Linked DNA regions of Homo sapiens: region 1 is linked to region 2. Evidence: read pairs that join two places in POLR2A ChIA-PET (ENCODE). Cell type or tissue: PC-9. All regions are shown on one strand. Links, peaks and the distances in the headings refer to the core of each region. The heading gives the core; the rest is flanking DNA.

Region 1 (11,780 bases), core at 1,920-9,919, 53 kb before region 2:
ACTGACTCCATTTTGCTTTTAACCTCCAAGCTGTCCTTATTCATTCCTGGGCGTAGGAGGAACTTAGTTTATAGTTTAAAACAAAGACGATAACAGCCCTTTCCCCAAACAAGACGCCTTTGTAGGACTAACATTAGCCACAAGATTAGAAATTATGGTTTAGGAGTCATGCAGCTGGACACTACAAGATTCTGACCCAACCTAAACTGCTCCTAAGATCAGTGCTTGAGATATTTTGCAGATGCTGCACTGGATGGATCAGCTGATACCACCCAGATCAATAAACTGGCTCATCTGATCCTGTGGCCCCACCCAGGAGCTGACTCAGTGCAAGAAGACAGCTTCAACTTCCTAAGATTTCATCTCTGACCTGACCAATCAGCATTCCTGGCTCAATGGCTTCCCCCTGCCCACCAAGTTGTCCTTAAAAACTCTGATCCTAGAATGCTGGGGGAGACTGATTTGAGTAATAACAAAACTCAGGTCTCCTGCACAGCTGGCTCTGTATGAATTACTTTTTCTCTATTGCAATTCCCCTGTCTTGATAAATTGGCTCTGCCTAGGCAGCAGGCAAGGTTACATTGGGTGGCTACATTCTTATATCCTGAACTTCCCCTTCTGATGTTGACTCTACTCTATAAGACCCAGACTGAGTCAGGTCATTCCTGCTAGGAATCTCCCCATTGCTTCCTCTGGGGAGCATCTCCCAGCACCACCTGGACGTTAAGTCCTGCAGCCTTTGCCACTTTGTAAGGTAACAATTCATTTCCACATCAGCCTCCCCTACTAGTCTGCAGGCCCCTCACAGTCTCATGAGGGGCTTGTGGTCTCATTCATCTCCACATGGTCTTGTCCACTTCGTAGGCACTGAAATGTTAAATGAATGGATGAGCAGGGGCTAATTTCAAAAGAGAATGTGTGGTCCTACCTCGGTTTTACTTCTGACATTCTCATGTCACTGCAATGGCTTTTCTCCAGACAGTTCTTGACCTGGAAGACTCTTCTGGGCGTTTGTGTTTGTCCACCTCTTGGCTTCCTCATGATCTTCTCCTTATCTTTGCATTTGTCTGATTTAGATGAGGAGGTCACTGCTTTGCATCTGTAGAGCACTCAATATATCTAAAAACTGCAAAACCCAACTCTGAGTTTACAGTCAGTAGCAAGCTGTTAACTCCTAGCACGTGGGGAATCATCTGTTAGAGTTGGAACAGTGCCCTGGGAAGTTTTACATTATTTGTGTGTCAAAGAATAGGAAGGAAGAAAAGAAGGAAGGAAGGAGATTTTAAAAAGAATGGATATTATTTAAAAAGGAAACACTTGGAAAAAATTATTTCATTTGTTCATTCCCTCACTCATATTAACTGAATAGGAAACTTTATTGCATGGGTGCATGAAATGTTACTCGAGCCCTCCTTATCACAGACACTGTCCTGGGTATGAGGAGCATAGGAGGGAGCATGACATCTGTGGTTGCAGGCGGCTCAGTGTTTATGGTCTGGCACCCCTCAGGAGGCTGGGTAATATACATGGCCCGGGTCACATAGCTGGAATACCTAGCAGCTTTCCCCCCGTTGCCATGGAGACCCTGGAGACGGGAAGAGGAGGGAAGGCCTTTCTGGTATCTTCCAGCAGCTCCCAACACCCTTTCGTCTTAGCCTGGGCCTTTTCTTCAGCTGCAAACACCCACGAGGGAAATGTGCAGCTGACCTCTGGGGTCCCCGGGCTGAGGGTGATGTACGCCACAGTGGAGGAGGACATTGGCGCTGCCTCAAGGCTGCTGAGCAGACCTGCCATGAAGAAAATTATGAGGTGAATTAAACTTTAATTTGATTTTTATTTGGTTTCAGCAACCAGTAAAGACATAGCGATTTCCCCAGCCCTCTCACTGGTTGGAGGAATGCTTTGAGAACATCTGTTTTATTAGCAGCAACAACAATAAAAGCCAATCCTATATTTGCAGAGGGGCTGTCTTCCAAGGCCCTCCAAGTACTTTTCGCTGATCTTATCTGCTCTCCTTTCCACAGCAACCCCAGAGAAATTGTATTTACTTGTAATTAAGCTTAACCGCTGACCTCTCCTGCAGCTCTCCCCACTACTGTCTGCTCAACCATTTGCATCGCAAAAAGGAAGACTAGCAAGGTGGAGATTGGGGGAGGCTTCGGGGAGAAGAAAGAGCAAGGTGGAAATAATTTTTTCCAAGTGTTTCCTTTTTTAAATAATATCCATTCTTTTTAAAATCTCCTTCCTTCCTTCTTTTCTTCCTTCCTATTCAACACTTACTGGGTATTCAGTACCAAGCCAGCATAAAGCTGTGTTCTGGGTTTTCAGGATTAGGAAGGTGTATAGAGATGTGTAGGCACAGGGAAAAAGTGAGAAAACATTTCTAGCTTGCATAGAATTCTGTTTTTCTGAAAGAATAGAAAAATATAGAAATTTCCTATGTTTTTCCTAAATATCTTCTCTTCCTTTTTCTCTTCATTTGCTAAGATACCTAAATTATTATTATTTTTAAAAAGACATAATTATCTTAATTACGTGACAGAAATTGACTATGCTTTAGGTACTAAAAGTGATGCTGTTTTAAATTCTACAAGCCCAGTGGATAAACAAAATATGGTATATTCATGTAATGGAAGATTATTCTGACAGGAAGAGGAATAAAATACTAAATGAAATACTACATTGTGGGTGAAATTTGAAAACCTTATGCTAAGTGAAAGAAGCTAGTTATAAATGACAACATATTGTATGATTCCACGTATGTGAAATGTCCAAAGTATGCAAATTCAGTGAGACAGGGAGTAAAAGTGGTTGCCAAGGTTTGGGAGGAGAGATAAATGGGGAATAACAGCTGATGGGTTTAGAGTTCCTTTTGGGGGTGATGAAAATATTCTGGAATTACCTAATGGTGATAGTTGTACAACCTTGGAGTATATTAATCAAAGTGTGCCCAGCTCTTTGTGAAGATGACTCTTTATTACCATTTTGAATCTGTTCCCCTCTAACAACACATATAATCAAAAAGTCATCAGATTAATGTGATGTTTATTAAGAATGTGTAATAACATGAATAAATGCTTCTTATAACATGAACTTTAAAAAGTGGGTTATAATGTGGGGTTGCAGTGTGCACATAACCACTGAATTGCACCATTTAAATAGGTGAATTTTGTACTATGTAAAATATATTGCAATAAAGCTTTAGAAAACATTCTACAGGCCTGGTAGCAGTGTGTAATCTCAGGGTGGAGGTCACTCATAAATTTCATTCCAAATACTTCACAGTCTGTGTAAGGGGTTTGAGATGCCTCACTATTCTTTGAGATAGGAAACAACAAGGGTTTGGTGATGGGAAAAATCCTGAAAATAAGGCATTGGATGAGCAAAGTAGGAGATGGTTGGCATAGGATGGCACTGAGCCTTCATGCACACTGGAAGCATGTTTGCACATGGATCAGCAATACATATGCAGTGAGGGAGGGTGCACATGTATTGCCAGACAAGTAATGCATATGGGGACCTGGAGGTTGGGTAGAAATGAGGATCAGGAATGTAGAGAGGGGCTCTTCACTGGGTTGATAAAATAATAATGCACCATGGCTGGGCACGGTGGCTCACACCTGTAATCCCAGCACTTTGGGAGACAGAGGCAGGTGGATCACCTGAGGTCAGGAGTTTGAGACCAGCCTTGGCCAACATGGTGAAACCTTATCTCTGCTAAAAATACAAAAATCAGCCAGGTGTGGTGGTGGGCGCCTGTAATCCCAGCTACTCAGGAGGCTGAGGCAGGAGAATCACTTGAACTCAGGAGGCGGAGGTTTTAGTGAGCCAAGATCGTGCCACTGCACTCCAGCCTGGGGAACACAGACAGACTCCGTCTGAAAAAAAAAAGCACCACAACTGAGGAGTTCAATTGCTTTTGAAGGTTAAAATACTGCAGAGAAGATTCTTAAAGCAGAGGCTGGGGAGATAAACCAACAAAAGAATAATGTAAGGCAAAATGTAATCAAGACTAATGTGTTTCCCAAGTTATAAGTCAATAGGGAAGTGCAGTCACTTTTTTAAAAAATTAAAATTATTTTTCTATTAAAGGATATTATATAAATTAAAAATATAAACAGATGCATTTATTTCTATTGTTTTTTTCCTAATCCTAGACCTTTTGTTGTTATTTTAAAACTTATATGCACACTGCAACCCAACATTGTAACCCACTTTTTTCAGTTCATATTATAAGAAGCATTTACTCATATCATTACACATTCTTAATAAACATCACATTAATTGAGTGACTTTTTGATTATGTGTGCTGTTAGAGGGGAGCAGATTCAAAATGACTAGTAATTAAAAAGTCATTTTTACAAAGAGCTAGGCAAACTTTGATTAATCTGAATGCTGAGAGAATTAATTCTTCTTTATAAAATAAAACTCAACCTTAAAAAGCATGCGATGTTCTAGCCAGGGAGACAGGAAATACATTAAAAAGCTGAACAGCGCAGAGGCAGAATTATTATCTTTTCCTTACCAGTCTCACAGCAATGATTTAAAAAAAATATTCTCAGGACAAGGGCAGATACAGGCTGGAACAAAGGAGTCAATTGAATTGTTGAATGGGGTTGTTTGAAACTCATAGCTGAAACAATAGTCTTGAAAGACAAGGTACCAGAGAGTGGAAAGGTTTTTTAAATTCCAAAAGCTGGCTTTGAACATCAAAAGCTGAAACCGGAAGGAAGCTGGGCATAAAATTTATCCACAAACCACAGAATAGGTAGGAATGTACAAGACTCAGCTGCCTCCTGAGACCTGTTTATTACTGAGATAAGAAGCCTATTCCAGAATGTAAATCAACTTTATCACTATGAACACTGTTTAGTTCAGTTGGCACTGTTGTTGATTTGTGTGTGTGTGTGTGTGTGTGTGTGTGTGTGTGTGTGTGTGTTTTTGGTAGCAAGACTTTCTTGATGAAGGAAGCAATACGGTGATTTATGTGCTGACACCAACCAGACTTAGCTTGTTGCCAACCAGCACTTTGAGTAGCTCTGTTGTAAGAGATAGTTTTACATTCCAAAAGGGGAGGGACCTGAGAGTTGGGAAAGGAAAGCAGGAGAGCAAGATACCTTGAGCTTCCCTGTGAGAATGTTCAGAGTCCTAATCCCTCTCCCCCTACCCCTGTTGGCTTCATGCCAGCAGTGGGGTGTAGAAAATGTGTGTTAGAAACCTCTGATAGGGCCTCTTTTACCAAGGACCAGCCAACATGGGCCGCGTTCACACCCAAACCGTGAAGAAGGCGGCCCAGGTCGTCACAGAAAAGTACTACACGCGCCTGGGCAATGACTTCCACACGGATAAGCGCGTGTGCGAGGAGATCGCCATTATCCCCAGCGAGAAGCTCCACAACAAGATAGCAGGCTATGTCATGCATCTGGTGAAGTGGATTCAGAGGGGTAAGATACCAGTAAGAGGTATCTCCATCAAGCTGCAGGAGGAAGAGAGAGAAAAAAGAGACAATTATGTTCCCGAGGTCTCAGCCCTGGATCAGGAGATCATTGAAGTACATCCTAACGCTAAGAAAATGCTTTTGGACTTCAGCATTTGGCAGTCTGTCCAACCTGCAGGTCAGTCAGCCTACAGTTCGGATGACTTTCAAAACGCCTAGGGGACCTGTTTGAATCTTTCTGCAATACTGTAATATTTTCAATAAACCTGGGACAAAGGCACAAAACAAACAAACAAACAAAAATAAACCTCTGATAGGTTTGATGGGAGTGGGGCCTGAGGCAAGAGGGCACTCATGCCTTGCTCCCCAAGGTGTAGCCTAGGCAGACAGGCCCTTAGAGAGGCACACATGATGCCAGAACAATAGTCACTGTAGCTGCTTGAGTGAGTTACTCGAGGACTACCTCACAGTGTCCTAGCAGCCTTGAGGTCCAGAGATCTGGTGTGGGGGAGGGAGAAATATTGTGAGAGGGCTAGAAACTTTAGAGGCCTTGGGTTAAGATGAGGAGGGAGCAGAGTAGCGTGCCTCATGTTCAGAGGCCTTGGCAGTGTTGCAGATATCTGTTACTGGAAAGGGGTCTCTCTATCCAGGCCCCAAGAGAGGGTTCTTGGATCTTGCGCAAGAAAGAATTAGAGGGGAATCCATAAAGTGAAAGCAAATTTATTAAGAAAGTAAAGGAATAAAAGAATGGCTAATTCATAGGCAGAGCAGCCCTGAGGGCTGCTGGTTGGCTATTTCTTGATTATATGCTAAACGGGGTGGATTTTTCATGAGGTTTCCGGGAAGGGGTGGGCAATTCCTGGAACTGAGGGTTCCATCCCTTTTTAGACCATATAGGGTAACTTCTGGGCATTGGCATGGCATTTATTAACTGTCAAGGTGCTGGTGGGAGTGTCTTTTAGCATGCTAATGCATTATAACTAGCATATAATGAGCAGTGAGGATGACCAGAGGTCACTTTCATCATCATCTTGGTTTTGGTAGCTTCTGGCCGCCTTCTCTACTGCATCCTTCTATCAGCAACGTCTTTGTGACCTGTACCTTGTGCTAACCTCTTATCTCATCCTGTGACTAAGAATGCCTAACCTCCTAGGAATGCAGCCCGGCAGGTCTAAGCCTTATTTTACCCAGCCCCTATTCAAGATGGAGTCACTCTGGTTCACATGCCTCTGACACATCCACCACAAAGGTAGAGAGGAAAGAGCCACGTAGCTGTGATGGCTTGCAGATGAGAAGACAGCCCTGGGACAAAGGTAACCTCCAGTGCCTCTCTTTGTTATGGGGCACTTAACTGCTCTTGGCCAGGCACTGTGGCTCACGCCTGTAATCCCAGCATTTGGGAGGCTGAGGTGGTCGGATCATTTGAGGTCAGGAGTTCGAGACCAGCCTGGCCAACATGGTGAAACCCCATCTCCATTAAAAATACAAAAAATTAGCCGTGCGTGGTGGCGCATGCCTGTATTCCCAGCTACTCGGTAGGCTGAGGTGGGAGAATTGCTTGAACCTGGGAGGTGGAGGTTGCAGTGATCTGAGATCTTGCCATTGCACTCTCCAGCCCGGGTGACAGAGTGAGACTTCATCTCAAAACAAAAACAACCAAAAAAACCTTAACTACTATTTTTACCTCCTTCATTACCTGAAACTTAGATGTACTCTGCCAGCCTTGTTCCAAGGGGTGGAACTTGGAATTGACTAAGTATTCTCTCCTCAAAAAATGGGGGAGAACTATACTCAAAGTGAGTTGAATGGGCAACACTGAATTTTCTACTATTGGTGGAATTGGGGGCTTGTGAGTTAAGTTAGTTACGAGGAAATAAAAATATATTTCTGCACTCTTTAGGTTGTGATCCTATCAGTTAGGATAGGCTAGATTATGCTGCAGTATCAGATAATCCCCAACTCTCAGGCACATAGCATACATGGGGCAGCTGAGGCTTGGTTCAAAATCATCCTCACTTCAAGACCTATGCTGATGGAGCTGGAACTTGCCTTTTTGCAGAAGGAAAGACAGCTCTGGAGAGTCTCCTGTTAATGATTAAATGCCCCAGTTCAGAAGTGACACACATCACTTCTATTATTTCCACTCAGAGCATATTGACCTGTATCAGCCACAGTGTCCCACTCACGAGGGGGCTGGAAAATATTGTCCTTCTCTATGTTCAGAAGGTGGCAATCCAAAAATATTTGATAAACAGCGCTAATGACTACCCTAGTAGCTGTAAAAGTCTTACCCATTTCACATTTAGGGCTTCAGGACAAAAAACAAAACAAACAACAAAAAAAGCAAGATATATAAAGTGCTGTGGTTTGGATGTGGTTTGTCTCTGACAAAACTCATGCTGAAATCTAATTGCCAATGTAGCAGTGCTGGGAGATGGCACCTTTAAAAGGTGATTAGGTCGTTAAGATAGGTTAATGTCTTTCTTCCAAGACTGGGTTAGTTCTACTGGGAATGGATTAGTTCCCACTAGCGCGGTTTGTTACAAAGCAGGGTTGACTCTCAGGTTTTGCCCTCTTTGAACACACCCACTTGCCTTTCTGCTTCTCTGCCCTGTTGGGACACAGCACGTGGCCCTCACCAAAAGCAGAGCAGATGCCAGTGCCATGCTCTTGGACTTTCCAGCCATCAGAAATGTGAGCCAAATAAACCTCTCTTCTTTTTAAATTACACATTCTCAGGTATTTTGTTATGGCAATACACGACAAAACTTAGGCGTATAGAATAGCTCTGTAGAGCATAGAACCTGAGGTTGAGTTTTGACTCACTTGTAAATGGAGGTATGCTCTTAGCTAGCTTACTTAACCTCTTTGACATTTAGAGTTTCCCCAGGGTTGGTGTAAAAAGTATACGCAATAACTTCCTGGCATATGGAAGTGACACAATAAATAGCTATTATTTTTATCTTTTTTTGTTATCATTTGTTTCTTTTCCTGATAGTTTATAGTCCTAATTAAGTCAGAGTGCTGGTTAGTGGATTTCCAGCTAATTAAAGTCTTTTTTTCTTTTTAAAGTTTATCTTGGCCGTGCGCGGTGGCTCATGCCTCTAATCCCAGCACTTTGGGAGGCCGAGGTGGGCGGATCACTTGAGGTCAGGAGTTCAAGACCAGCCTGGCCAACATGTCTCTACTAAAAATACAAAAATTAGTTGGGTATGGTGGTGCACACCTGTAATCCCAGCTACTCAGGAGGCTGAGGCAGGAGAATTGCTTGAACCTGGGAGGTGGAAGTTGCAGTGAGCCAAGACTGTGCCACTGCACTCCCTCCTGGGTGACAGAGCAAGACTCTGTCTCAAAACAAAACAAAACAAAACAAACAAAAAGTTTATCTTAAAAAATATACAGTCAGACACTTATATTCAGCCAACCACATGTATTTCCAGCGGTGGCCCTCTGGGCTCATTTTGAATGATGGATATCTCATCCCCCATCCTAGAATGTCCCTGTGCCATCAGAAACAGTGGGCGGTGACTAAGGAGTGGTCTACATTTGGTTTTGTGTGCTATGTGGTTGGTAGTAAATGGAAATGATTGCTTCTCCTGCCCTACCCAAACCCACGACTAACAAATGTGAAATTAAGTAAATAACAGAGAGGGCTATGAGGGAAGTATAGCAAGAGCACAGGCCCCTGCAACCTCCATGGTGTTAACCCTACACCAGCATCAGTGTGATTCACAGCTGACCCTGTCAGGATTTCCATGAACAAATGGACCTACCACCTCTTCAGAACAAATCCAGACAGTCCATGTCACATATTTTGGTTTAGGATGTGGAAAGGTGCCCACCAGAACCTGGAAACAGCAGGACTGCCCATTTCCACTTCCTGCTGGTGTACTCTGGGGTTTTAGCATGGACTAAGGGGCAGAGGGGAGTGGAGGGCTTGCTTTCTCCCCAGCTGTCTTTCAACATAGCTCTCTCCTCTTCTCTGACCACTTCCCTCTCCCACTCCGACTCTAGGCCTCCACCAGGAAGGTGGAGGAAACCACGGGCACCTGACTCAGAGAAGGGTTCAGGTACCTCCTTTCTTGTGCCCTTCCCTTCTCAAAGAAGAGGTTTGGATTTGGGCAGCAATGAAAGGAGCACTTCTGGAAGGCACACTTCTCTCAGCCAGAGTCTGAGTGTGTGTGTGTGTGTGTGTGTGTGTGTGTGTGTAGACAAACCCTGAGTTCTTTTTAATCACTGGGGACCAAGTACTATAGTTGTACACAAGATACGAGACACTGTCTAAAAGTAACCATGAAGGTGAATAGGCTTGGCCTGAGGCAAAGTGATGTTTTGTATAGAGAGGGTTACTGCTGTTTCAGGATATCCCTTGCCAAGCCCGATTATGTTGTAAATTGAACTCCGACAGAGAAGGAGGACACTTTGTGAAGTCAGTTGTGTCATCAGATCACCCATCCTCCAAACCACCCCAGGAATAAAATAAAACAGAGGCACAGAAGATTTTTTTCTATAGCCCAATCCCCAGTACACATTCTGCCGAGGGAATAAAAAGTGTCCTTCAAGGAAGGACAGCCTCAGAAATTGCATTCTCTTTTAAAATTAATTTTAAAATTCACTGGCAAGGGTGGGGAGAAAATCCTTTAGCATACCTTACAAAGCACAGGGTAAGGTCAACCATAAATAGCAGAGTCCCTCTCCTAACTTAGTTTGAAGGAAGGGTGAGACTGAGAGGGCAAGGCAGAGAAAGACACATGGAATAAAAGAAAAATTTCACAGAAAAGGGACAGCTGCATGCTGAAATAAATTAGACATACCTGCAGAATGGGAGTTTGGACTTCCCACAGGACACAGATGTCCTTGGTGAATCCTGTCTGGAAATGATGTTGGAAAGGTGAGATTCCAGCCTGCACAGAGGTTCTCTGCTTCCTAAAGCAGCAGAGCAGAACCAGGGACAATTCCTTAGGTTTACAAGGTAAAGCCCGGAGTGAGCAACTGTTAATCAGGAAACCAGCACCAGGGTTGACCAGCAGCCTTGGAAATTGTCTGGGCCAGGGTGAAATTGTGTGTGTGTGTGTGTGTGTGTGTGTGCACGTGCACATGCATGTGATTATTCATAGATACATGAAAGTTAGGGAGGGGTTGAAAAGTCCTTGATACCAGAAATGGAACCTGGGGCAGGCTCGGGTAAAGCTAACTGCCCCCTCTTCCCACTGAGGCCCTGTTCTGAAGGTATGGGAAGAGGGAGTTGTGTATAGAAAGCTAATTTTCTGACCTGCCCACTCAGGGTAATGAAATGTTGCATGTCATTTAGTTGTGTCCGGTTGGATCTGGTGTCTCTCCCTACACTATCTAAAGGCCTTTGTTCACCTGTGACTTTATGGAGACAGCAAAATGATTCATTGAGAGTGACTGTACCCACACTATTGAGACCTGTGACCTGATGGCAATTTGTATAATGTGACTATAAGCATTGAATTAAATAAATAAATGTATTGTTTTATTACAATGATGGTTTGAAATGTCACCATTTTTTTTCTGACTACAAAATTAACCTATATTCTTCAGCATGGCTTAATGGTAATACTCACTTTCATCTCCCTCAGGGTGAGCAGGACAGGCCAGGGGTAGATAAGAGCCCATCGCTAACCTTGTGTACATGGCCTCTCTTTTTTGGTTAGGTGTTTCTGCCTCACTTTCTGATTCACTGCAGCACCCTGAGCTTATTTATGTTCCGGTTCTGCATAGCAATGATCACTCCCTCATCTAGAGACTTAATTGACTGTAGACCGATGCAAGAACTCTTGGGAAACACGAGGCAGCACTACAGGGCCCTGTGTCTACTGTGATGCAAAGGAGAAGGGAGAGATGCTCCTCACATGCCTTTTTGTGCAGAACATGTCAAGTCAGGGGTGACGGCAAGCGAGGCCCTGCATTGGCACTTGGAGATCCAGGGCATCTAGAGGGCCTGGGGTTGTGCCCAAAGCTCTGGCTCCAGCTGGAGAAGCAGCGGGAAGAGGCCCAGCAGCAGAAGGCTGCCCTTGGCATGGACAGGACCACCTTCAGTGCCAGCCCTTCCTTGCTTCACAGGGAAGCATAGATAGAATTGAAGGAAGTTGTGGTTTGAACATATGTGTACCTCCAGAATTCATATGCTGGAACCTAATACCCAATGTGATAGTATTAAGAAGTGGGGGCTTTCCGAGAGTGATTAAGTTCTGAGGACTCTGCCCTCATGGGTTAGTACTCTCATAAAAGCAGTTGAAGGGAAAGCCCTAGCGCCCTTGTCCTTCCATCTTTTCTGCTATGTGAAGACACAGCAGCAAGATTCTAAGATTCCAAAATC
Region 2 (12,141 bases), core at 1,512-9,511:
CCCCATCTCACCAGAGTTGTGAGGCTACCCAGGGAGAAGGGAGAAGAAAGGGGAAGAAAGAAATTGCAAAAGATTATTTCCTTAAAATTGATTAGAAAAAAATTCATCTAATCCAGATAAGTATCTTTGAGTGAAAAATAACTATATGTTGTCTGCTTCAAAATTTTACTGTGTAAATATTAACATATTGAATATTGGGTGCTCCCCACCCAAGCCTTTCCCTCCTCCCCATGCATCCTTCAGTTTGAAGCATCTTTAAGCACTGGTGGAAGTGCAGGTCTAAGTCTAGACTCCCTTGGAAGAGAACCCTCTGGATGCTTCTGGCCATTTCTCGGGCTCTCAGGTCTGTGCCTCTGCCATAAGCCACCTCAGGACCCCTGAGGTAACCAAAAATTGAGCAGGAGGCCCTAGGGACAGATTGGTGCTGCCTCTCTGGTTGTCCCTGTTCACACTGATGCATAATTATTTCCACTTCCATCCTATCAAAGTTGAGGAGGTAGGGTTGGCAGAACTGCCTTCTGCAGATCTGCTCTTCCTAACGTGATGGGCAGCACCTGAGAGGCACATTGACGTCTTCCAATGGCCCCCCTCTAAGGGTCTCCAGATGACCACTGGACTTTGCTTCCACCCAGCTTTTGATTGCATTACCTTCATTGATGATCTGTTTGGCTGCAATGGCTGAGGAGAGGTGAATGGGTTCCATGAAAATGCTTTCTGTTTCTGCATCTGAGACCATCGAATACCTAAGGGAAGAGGATATTCACGTGAGATAAGCCTGTAGCATCTGAACTGAAGGCATTCTTTTAGATGAGAAACCTGGCTTTGATTTTAGCAACAAGTGGGGAACAACGAGTGATCAAGGCAAAGCCTTCCTAAGTTTAAGGACCCAAGAATACAGAACACTGGGTATCATGTGACTCAGATGCCCACCCATTTTCAGATCACAGTTGGCACTGATGGTGTGTGATGTTTAATGACATGGTGGTCTATGTTGTGGAGGCAAGAGCGTACATCTACGCTTGGGGGAACCCACCCTGATGTGGCTTCACTTTCTTGGATGTCCCGCTGCTCATTTTAAAAATTTTGTCTCCTTTTCCTCTGCTATCAATCTACAGGGTGTCCTTAATTTTGCCTCTGCCAGTCTTCTGCTGGACTGCTGGGCTGAATAGGTTGCCACCACTCTTTCTGTTCCCTTTGTTCTCCATTCCTTCTCCCTGTTTGTAAGGGAATGGGCTAATGATGAAGAACTGGCATAGCACCAAGTGCAATGCTAAAGATGAACTCAAATGCACGGGTACTGATTCTGAGCACATGAAATCGAGAGTCAGGTTGAGCCCAGGGATGCAAAGAAAGTAACTTGGGTAAATGTCATGGCAATTTCCCAAAAATAATTCGGTGCAGTTGTCAAAAAAGACCTTTAGGAACATGGAGAATCTACAGCAGACACAAGACCTGGGACTGCACTATGGCGGTGGGGATGGGACCACACCATAGTTCACTAGTAAACAACTTTCTAGTGAGTTGTCCTGTTCTCCAGGTGTTCAGATGAGCTTTGGGTCATTTTCTTTTTTCTGCTTAGTCTTTCCTATAGGTCCATAGAGGGAGGATTTAATGGATACCATTTGTGAGTGCCTTCTATGAATTTAATTCTGACAAACCCTCCACAAATTAGGTATTATTTTTATTCCTGCATTACCGATGAGAAAATTGTGGCTCAGAAAGGTTAAGAAAATTGCCTAAGGCAGTAAGTAAATGGCAGGGCTAAGTTGAGAACATAGGGCAGTCCTGCTGTAGGTCCAGTGTTCTCTCCACAATACACAGATACCATTTAGATTAGAACAGGGAGGTGGATTGGTTGGTGGAAGCAACCCCAGCTGGATTCCCAGACTCAATGCAGACTTTGACAGGTAAGTACTTAAGAAATGCTTTATGGGAAGCCTAGATGCATGCATCAGATGAATTATGCTGAGTAAAGTTGAGTTGAGCAGAATCCCGATGAGCTGAACAAAGCTAACTTGAGCTGAGACAAGTTGAGATTGAATTAAGTTGAATTGATTAGTAGAACAATTCTCTCGTGCATCCACAACATCAGAGTCCACCCTAGGGAGAATGGTGTGCTCAGTGTCAGCAAGCCCAGTGCTCTTGCCAGGAGAAAGAAGTAGCCTGGGACTCTACCCAGGACATGGCCAGACCTGCCTAGGCAACCTCAGGGACAGCATGATGTGGCATCATCATCCATAGTATCTGAGAGTTTTCTGATAGCAGTTGTGCTGGCTCATTCCTATTCTAGCACCAAGTACTCCTGTGACCAAAAATGCATTTTCAAATATGTATGACTGCGGAGTGGGGTGGATTAAGGGTGAGCTTTGTTCACTAGAGGCTGCATGGGCGGGTCTGGCCATATCCTGAGTAGATTCACAGGCTACTCCTTTCTCCTGGCAAGGTTATTTCCTTCTCCATGGCCTGGCTGACACTGGGCACAGCATTCTCCTGAAGTTGGACAACAATTTGTGGATGGTTACTACAAAATAATTGTTCTGCTAATCAACTCATTTTTTTATATTTCAGTAGGTTTTTGGGGAACAGGTTTGGTTACATGGACATGTTCTTTAGTGGTGATTTCTGAGAGTTTGGTGTACCCATCACCAGAGCAGTGTACACTGTATCCAATGTGTAATTTTCTATCCCTCACCCCCTCCCATCCTTCCCCTCAAGTCCCCAAAGTCCATTGTATCATTCTTATGCCTTTGCCTCCTCGTACCTTAGCTCCTACTTATAAGTGAAAACATACAATGTTTGGTTTTCCATTCCTGAGTTACTTCACTTACAATAATGGTTTCCAATTCCATCCAGGTTGCTGCAAATGCCATTATTTTAGACCGTTTTATGGCTAAGTATTATTCCATAGTATATATATATATTTGTGTGTGTGTGTGTGTATATATATATATATATATATATATATATATATATATATATATATGTACCATATTTTCCTTATCCACTTGTTGACTGATGGGCATTTGGGCTGGTTCCATGTTTTCACAATTGTGAACTGTGCTGCTATAAACATATGCGTGCAAGTATTTTTCACATAATGACTTCTTTTCCTCTGGGTAGATACTCAGGAGTGGGATTGCTGGATCAAATGGTAGATCTACTTTTAGTTCTTTAAGGAATCTCCCTACTGTTTTCAATAGTGGTTGTACTAGTTTACATTCCCACAAGCAGTGTAAAAGTGTTCCCTTCGCACCACATCCATGCCCACATCTAAAAGTTTTCCAAACTTTTAGATTTCTCTTCTTTCTCAGGAACACCGATTATTCTCAGGTTTGGTCATTTAACATAATTCTAAATTTCTTGGAGGCTTTGTTCATCTTTCAAAAATTCTTTTTTTCTTTGTCTTTGTTGGATTGGGTTAATTTGAAAACCTGGTGTTAGGAAAATAAAAACAAGAGAGCAATGGAGAGAAAGCATCTCAATGGCCAAACAGGTTTATTCACAGGAATAAGCCTGCAAGGGGTTTCCGTCAGGAATCTGGTGGAGACCCTGATAGCTTAAAGCTGAGGTTTTTATAATAAAGTTTCTACAAGAGAGGGGTTGGGGAAGTGCTGGAAGGTTGGAACTGTAAGGGGCTGGGAAAGGATGTGGTAAGGGCCAGTCAGTCTTTGTTGTGGTCAGGATTGTTATGCTCCGTTAAAGGTACCGGTGAGGTTGACATTTGCTTTGTTTCTGGAAACACTGTCACCAAGGTAGAAAACACAATCACCAAGGTGGAAAAATGGCATTACTATTGTTAATTCTCACACCTTGTCTTTGAGCTCTTAAGTTCTTTCTTCTACTTGTTTGATTTTGTTGAAACTTTCCAGTGTATTTTGTATTTCCCTAAGTGTGTCTTTCATTTCCAGAAGTTGTGATTTTTTTGTTGTTGATGCTATCTATTTTTCTGGAGTTTGTTTTGTTCATATCCTGTATTATTTCTCAAATTTCTTTAAGTTGATTTTCACCTTTCTCTGGTGCTTCCTTGAGTTGCTTAATAATTGATCTTCTGAATTCTTTTTCTGGCAATTCAGAGATTTCTTCTTGGTTTGGATTCATTGCTGGTGAACTAATGTGATCTTTTGGGGGTGTTAAAGAACCTTGCTTTGTCATGTTGCCAGAATTGTTTTTCTGGTTCCTTCTCATTTGGCTAGACTATGTTGGAGGAAGGATCTGGGGCTCAAGGGCTACTGTTCAGATTCTTTTGTCTCATGTGGTGTTCTCTTGATGTGGTGCTCTCCTCCTTCCACTAGAGATGGGGCTTCCTGAGAGCTGGACTGCAGTGACTATTATTGCTCTTCTGGGTCCAGCCACCCAGTGGAGCCACCAGGGCTTCAGGCTTGTACTGGGGAGTGTCTACAAAGAATCCTGTGATGTGATCGACCTTCAGGTCTCTCAGCCATGGATACCAGTAACTGCTCCAGTGGAGGTAGTAGGGGAGTGAAATGGACTCTGTGAGGGTCCTTGGTTATAGGTTTGTTTACTGCACTCGTTTTCTCAAATGCTGGTTATGGTAGCAGTGAAGTTGTCATGTGGACAGACTCAGGACCTCTGGTTAGCCAGGATGTTACAGATGATAGAATTAGCTGTTGTTTTCTCCTTTCTTAGAGCAGCATTGTTCTTTTATGAGTTGTTGTAATGGCTTGAGCTGGTTGACCTCCAGCCAGGAGGTGGCACCTTCAGGAATGCATCAGCTGCGGTAGTATAGGGGGGAAACAAACTTGTCCTAAGGTCTTCTGGATAAATATTCAGGTTTCTCAGGTGATGGGTGAGGCCTTAGAGCTTCCAAGAGATTATGTCTTTTGTCTTTGGCTACCAGGGCATGTAGAGAAAGACCATAAGGTGGGGGCAGGGTTAGGTGTGTCTGAGCTCAGACTCTCCTCGGATGGGGCTTGCTGTCGGGGATGGAGGGTGTGGTTCTCAGGCCAAAGGAGTTATGTTCCCAGAGGGATTGTGGTTGCCTCTGCTGCATCATACAGGTTGCCAGGGAAGTGGGGGTAAAGCTGGCAGTGGGTGCCTCACCCAGCTCCCACACAGCCAGCAAGGCCAGTCTCACTTTCACTGTGCCCCACCAACAGCACTGAGTTTATATTTAGGCAGCCGGTAAGCAGGGATGAGATCTTGCCCCAGGCTATAAGCCTCCCTGAGGAGAAAGCAAGCAGAGCTTTCAGGCCCTGCCACTACCCCACTGTGGTGGCTTCTGTGCTCTTGTTTGCACTTCCTGTTTGCCATTCCCCCATCCCCATTCTGCCCTGGACAATTTACACTTGGTTGAAATTATTACAAAGTTCAGCTGGAAGTTTCCTTCTCCCTGTGGTCCTTCCCCAATACCCCTGGCTGCCCTCCCCAAGGACCCCTGTGAGATAAAGTCAGAAATGGCTTCCCTGGGGACTGAGAGTGCTTACAGGGCTCTTCCTGCTGCTTCTTCTACTTTTATATGTTTCTCAGCTCTCTAAATTCATTTTACCTCTAGGAAAGGTTAAATCCTTCTCCTGTGATCTGGATTTTCAGGTTCCCCAGTGAGGATGTGTGTTTGGAGGCAGACTTTCCCCCTCTCACACTTTGGGCATTCACAGTTTTTTGGCTATCTCATGATGTTTGCAGAAGCAAGCTGCTTCTTTGAAAGGGTCTGTGAATTGTTTCAGTTTTCCTGGTATGTTCCTGTGGTAGTTCTTGGAGCAAAGGTTCATGATGTGAGTCTCTATATGCTGTTCTGTTCATCCAAGTGGGAGCTGCAAGTTAGTCCTCCCTCCTATCTGCCATTTTTCCCCCCCATAACTCTAATCAACTCAATTTAATTCATTTCCAAATTATTTTGGATGTTAAAACTAGAGAGGCCTTTAGAGATCTCATTGTTTGGTGAAGATAATAGAGTTTTACGATAGCGGTTGTGTTGGCTCATTTCCATTCTAGCACCAAGCATTTTCTGTGACGAAAAGATGCATTTTCAAACAAACGTTATTGGGGAGTGGGGGTGGATTAAGGGTAAAGTTCATGGGATATTATCTTTTGGTGTTAAAACTAGAGAGATCTTTGGAATCTCATTACTTGGTGAAGACAGTAAAGACTTAAACACCTAGTGGGGGTGGCAGTGAGCTCTATAAAGGTACAGATTAGGTGGATTAGGTGGTCTTATTTACCTGTGTCTCTAGCAGATGGAGGGTGATCAGTCAGGGTTTGATGACTGAGTGAGTGGATGTACAGACAGATGGGTAGATGGATGAAGAGCTGGATGTCTGGATGAATGGATGGACCATGGTAAGGCTGGGCCAGGTGTCCACATACAACCTAGGGGATCAAACCTGATGATTTCCAAGGGCCTGTAGTCTCTGGCCCTTCCTCCTCCCCAGCCTCAACTTGCACTGGGTTCTCTTTGGCTCACTCCTTTCCAGTACACTGGTCTTCTTTTGGCTGTCATTCTCACCAAGTTCCTCTCTGCCTAGGGACTTTGTAGAAGTCCATTTCTGCAGCCTGATGGTTAGTCCTCTCCTGCTTCCCTCATTTTTCAGATTTTAGTTCAATCGTCCCTTCTTTAGGGAAGTCTTCCTTGATCTTGCACCATACACCTGTTTTTATGGCACTTCTATCAGATGTGATTTTACACTTATTTATGAAATCATTTGATAAATATTGGTCTCCTACACTAGATCATACCCTCTATGAAGGCAAGGACCATGACTGGGTATTTTGTTGACCATTGTGTTCCTAGCACCTAGGAGAATGTCTGGCACACAGTAAATGTTTCATAGATAATTTCTGACTCACTGACTGAATATGTCTTCAATAGAACTATACTTAAGGGAATGTGGCAGTTACAACAATCAGCAATAAGATCTATCAAGTGTTTGCTGCATGCTCATCATTTTACTGGGACACCAGTAGTAAGTCTCAAAGCAAAAGCAGGATCTTGGCTGTGTCCTCTCCATGCCTACTCTCTGCCCTTCAGAGGCCAAGAGGTATACAATATCTGAGGCCTATGTTAGCAATTAGTAATTTTTTCTTATGGTAGAGTAATGGTCACCCCAGATCTGTGATACTCTTTGCCTAGAGAGGTGGGGTCTATGTCTACTGCCCTAGAATCTGGGTAGTCTCTGTGACTACTCTGACCAATAGAATACAACATGGTGGAAGTGATAATTGATCAGTTTTTGAACCCACGTCTTGAGGGAAGCTTTCCTTCTTTGGGTCTTGACACTCTTTTTCTGGGAACTCCTGAGCTGCCATATAAGAAGTCCGACTACCCCCAGAACACCAAGCTAGAAAGGCCACTGGTCAACAGTCCCTGCTGAGCTCCCAGCCAACAGCCAACCATGTGAATGATCCTCTTAGAAATGGACCTTGCAGCCCATCAGGCCACTCCAGCTGATGCCATATGAAACAGAAAAACTGCCCGGTCAAGTCCTGTCCAAATTCCTGACCCACAAAAAGGGGAGCAAAATGAAATTATTGTCCTTAGTCATTAAGTTTTGGGGTAATTTGTTAAGCACCAATAGATAACAGGAATAGTGCTATTCCAAGGGCTAGGAAGCAAGTTTTAAGCAAATGCTTAGGCACTCTTCTCCTCAGTAGTGATACACAACCTATAAATATCAGTGACTGAGGCAAATATGTTACAGATGGGAAGCAACAACAAAATAATGCCAATATGGTAGAGCAAACCTTGCCTCTATAACAGACCTGGTGGACATTCTGAGCTCCAAGGGTTCAGGACAGCTAGTTTTCATATGACAATATTTCATAAAACTAGAATCAAAGCCCCAGATTTTATATAAATGTGAGCAGTCATATTTTCCATTTCAACAATATTTATTAAGGGAGTTTTATTATTTTATTTTTCAGTAATTAATACTATTTATACTCCTATTAACAAAACATTAATCATTTTATTTATTAAGGGTCAGTATTATGTAAAATGAGGTTTGGGGCAAAACCAAACCAAACAGATCCATGTTGAGAATTATTGTATTACTGTAGGGATTACAAGGCCTTCTTCCTTGCACAGCACCACATTTCTCCTACTTGGTCCGTTTTCTTTGTTCCTTTGTGTCCCAAAGAGGCTTTCTCACATCTCTAATCAGTATTCCAAGCAACTGATACAGACTGAAAATAGACACAGGAGGCGCCCTTACCTGTCAGGTGTGCAGAAAGGCCTTGCAAGGAACTCAGCAGGTGGGACTGCCAGGATCCTGGCCTGGGATTATCCATCCGGGAGCACTCCATCCTGCCACTTTCCCTAAATAACGTTGACTTTAAATTGTGAGGATTTGGTTTTAAATAACAAATACTGAGAATCAAGAATCTGTCCTAAATATACCTACACTCTGAGGCTGTGGGTTTGATAGGGGAGAATTTGAAAAGAGAAATCTCTGTGAAACATCTTTCCTTCTAATGGGTGGTAAAGATTGAAGTTCGGCTAATGAGTCAGCAAACCTGAGAAATCATACGTGAAGAGCCTACCCGGTATACTCTTGAGAAGCTGGCAGCTTTGTAAATGAGAAAAGAGGGGGGATGAAGAACAGATTTCCTCCTCAGCCCCACGATGTTTCTGTCTTTGGCTGCTGATGCTAAAATGTGAGCAACATTAAACTCTGCTCCGTATTACCCAGTGTGGAATGTACAATGTAGATTACAAATGCTTTTACGAGTCAGCCGCCATGAGGGGGAGATGTAAACCTAATAGTCATAAAACTGTTTGCCACAGACACGGTTTATTAAGTCTAATAAAGAAAGGTGTGGGGGCAAGACCTAAAACGGACGCTTGTTTTCCACAGAGAAGGAGGACTGCAGAAATAGAAAAGAGGAAGGAGGGAGAGACCTGAACAACTGGCCCTGTTTATATTTGCAAGGTCAGTGAGATGGCAGCCCTAGAGGTTTTGATTTATGACTATGTCTGTGTCCCAACTGGCATACCTGAGATGGAGTGAGATGACACTCACACCCTGATTAGAAAGCAGTGAGGGCTGGCTGTTCAAGAAAGACAGGCAGGGAAAAAAAGGACCTAGGATCGATACATACCTCATCATAGGATCAGGAAGCAGCTGCTAAAAAGCCTTGAGGCTGAATTGAAAGAGGAACAATAAAGGGGAGTTTGATGGACTTCCTAACCAAAAGCCGGAGAGTGGTGCAGCTTGCTTTAGACCTGCGTTTTTCAAAATTGCAGACTGACCAATCCATGTATCATAAAATCAATTCAGTGGGTTGTGTTCAGCATCTGGGACAGAAAGGAAAAAAGGAAACAGAAAAAAAGGAAGGAAGGAAGGAAAGAAGGAAGGAAGGGAGGGAGGGAAGGAAGGCAAAGAGGAAGAAAGGGAGGGAAGGAGGAGGGGAAAGAAAGGGAATAGCACCACCCATTGTAAGGATAAGTGTAGTTTTGTGAACTTTTAAAAATTTATGTATATGTGTATATATCTCTGAGTTGAGATGCAAATGGCATTGTCATAGTGCAGATTATAGTCAGCAAAGTTTGAAAGCCGTTGCTTTAAACTAGTTGCCTGCTGTCCAGACACGGAATGTAGTGGAATTGGGGTCCTTCAGCCCAGACTTTCCTATAGCTGATCACTTCCTGTCAAGGAGTCCCTTGGAAGTGAAATGGAGGTAGAGGCCCAGGAGGAGGTGTCTTTCTTGATTGGGCTTTTGCAAAAAAGGACAAGGTTTCTGAGCTCTAAGTTTTCAGTGACTTCAGAGAAAATGACTACACACAGGCAAAGTTCAGGCTCTAAGGAAGAAGAGAAGTCAGTAAACGGAAGAAAATAGATTTTTAGCAAGCTGCTTCCAACAGGCTTAGTGAAAGAGCTGAGGTGGAGAAATTTTCACCAAAAAAGAAATGTAAAGGAGAAAGGATGGACAGGAGGAGCCATTTCCCAAAGAAACATAACGAAAACACAGAGAAATTACACTTCATGCCCCTGTCTCCTACCACACCCACCACAGATGCTTGCTCGCCACAGGAAGGGAAAGGAGAGCACAGTTAAAGAAATTCACTGAAGGTCAAGGGAAACAGTGTCACCGTGACAGGAAGCCTGATCGAGCCTTACCAAGCAGTTCTACAAAACTGCGAAGTCTTGAAAAGTTCAGATCTAAAAGCCAAAGCAAGGAACGGATTTTGACTTGGAAAGATATAAAGTCAAGTAGAAACCATTCTTCAAATCAGGAACAAGAGAATGATAAAAATGCCTTTGCTCCTTTAGTTGGAAAGAAGAGAAAACTGATGATAATAGCTAAGAAGGAAGAGACGGGGGGTGGGGGGACGGGCAGAGGTTGGTTTGCATTACAAGCGCACTTACTTCTTTTTTTTCAAGACAGAGTCTGGCTCTGTCCCCCAGGCTGGAGTGCAGTGGCCCAATCTCGGCTCACTGCAAGCTCCGCCTCCCGATTCATGCCATTCACCTGTCTCAGCCTCCTGAGCAGCTGGGATTACAGGCGCCCACCACCACACCAGGCTAATTTTTCTATTTTTAGTAGAGACGGGGTTTCACCGTGTTAGCCAGGATGGTCTCGATCTCCTGACCTTGTGATCCGCCTACCTCGGCCTCCCAAAGGGCTGGGGTTACAGGCGTGAGCCACCGCGCCCGGCTGTGCACTTACTTCTTAGGCTGTATTTGTTTAGGTGACTGGGAAGGCCTGACGGAGACTATAGGTAAGGGAGAAGTCCCCACCAAGCTCCCCCACTGACAGGGGGTTTTAAATTTCAGTGTCAACTCATGAATCACTTAGGGAAATTTGCCTAGCTGTGAGATGGATGAATCTCTAACCGCCCATTTTCTTCCAGAGAGTGACTCATAGTGGCTAGGTTTGAATTTAAGGTGTTTGAAGTTAGTGCCTAACTCAGGCAAAAATGAAGATTTGATACCCCATCCATTTTCTACACCCCTTTCTCAGATTCTTAATTCACCCTAGGATGAGATTTACAGATGAGACTTGAAATGTTAAGACTCCCTGCCAGGACAGCAAGCAGGGTACATCCCTGCTAATTTTGGCTGGCTGCTAGTGGCTGTTTGGATCACTGGGTGAAGTTTTGCAAGGCTCTGTTCTAGTTCCACAGGAAAGAGTAAAATTCTGTTTCCTAGGGGCTGGATATAGGGCTGTAGTGAGTTGAACGGTGCCCTCCAAAATGGTATGTCTTCCAAAACCTGGGAATGTAATCTTTTTTGGAAAAAGGATCATTGCAGGAGTAATTAAGTTAAAGCTTTTGAGATGAGATAACCCTAAATTAGGATGGACTCTAAAGCCAGTGGCAAGTGTCCTTATAAGAGAAGAGAAGACAGAGCAGACGGCCTTTTGAAGGAGTGGCAGAGATTGGAATTATGCTGCCACAATGCAAGAAACGCCCGTAGCCAACAGAAACGAGCAAGAGACAAGGAAGGAGTCTTCCCTAGAGTCTTTGGAGGCTGTGTGGCTCTGTCACCAGCTTGATTTCAGACTTCTGGCTTCCAATATGTGAGAAAATAAATTTCTCTTGTTTTTAAGCTGCCTAGTTTGTAGTAATTTGCTGTGGCAGCCCTAGGAAACTAGTACAAGGACTAAGAGTCCGGTGGTGAGGTATTTGCTGACTTGGTGCGTAATTTAACTTAAAGAAGACTTAAAATTTAACTTAAAGACTCAAACCTTTACCTGAAGTCATAAAACCAGAAGGATGGAATTTCAGGCACTTATCAAGTACAAGGAGGACTGTTCAGGATGGGGACAAATATCAGTAAGTGATACTCTGCTTCTTAGAATACAGGATTTGCTCATGGCAGAATTAGAGAAGCATGATGTCTTAATCAGTGTGTGTGGGACTCTGGCTAAATAAAAATTTCTTGACATGATGAGTTACTGAAAAAATTTTGTTGTCAGATATCTTTTTCTGGAAGGAAAAGGTATGAGAACCAGCATTTATCAAATACCTAGTATACCTTTATATATGTTGTATTATTTATTCTCTACTCCTGGGTAAAACTGGTATTCTGATTTTTTTGATTAAGTAATTTAAGCAAGCTTTCAAGGGTTTATAAGTAGGAGGGCAGGTCTGACCTCAATTTTGGTCTCCACTGCACCACTTAATTTCTTTCCACAGTATCATACTGCCTCCTAAAAGAGGGTTTTATTTATCTTTTATATATA

What was found. Peaks named below come from ENCODE experiments on the same cell type or tissue, not always from the same donor. Only the 100,000 strongest peaks of a DNase experiment are listed, where the experiment ranks them.
Region 1: POLR2A ChIA-PET joins it to region 2 with 14 read pairs; 4 of 35 experiments call an interaction of 5 or more read pairs at or near these places.

What each region holds. Positions count from the first base shown.
Region 1 is chr1:167,156,312-167,168,091 of GRCh38, reverse strand. LOC105371601 (a long non-coding RNA gene) reads right to left here and starts at 1,492. Exons shown (of 3, transcript XR_922250.3): 1 at 929-1,492. It also overlaps the pseudogene RPS17P6. In PC-9, for the core only: no CTCF peak of the experiment used is centred there; DNase peaks (open chromatin) are centred at 5,001 and 6,631; H3K27ac peaks cover 3,420 bases.
Region 2 is chr1:167,102,312-167,114,452 of GRCh38, reverse strand. It overlaps STYXL2 (serine/threonine/tyrosine interacting like 2), which reads right to left. Exons shown (of 6, transcript NM_001080426.3): 3 at 649-743. Among named protein-coding and RNA genes, the nearest start is that of STYXL2, 14 kb to the right of the region's middle. RefSeq lists a silencer at 10,547-10,841. In PC-9, for the core only: no CTCF peak of the experiment used is centred there; DNase peaks (open chromatin) are centred at 5,022, 6,852 and 8,992; H3K4me3 peaks cover 254 bases; H3K27ac peaks cover 3,145 bases.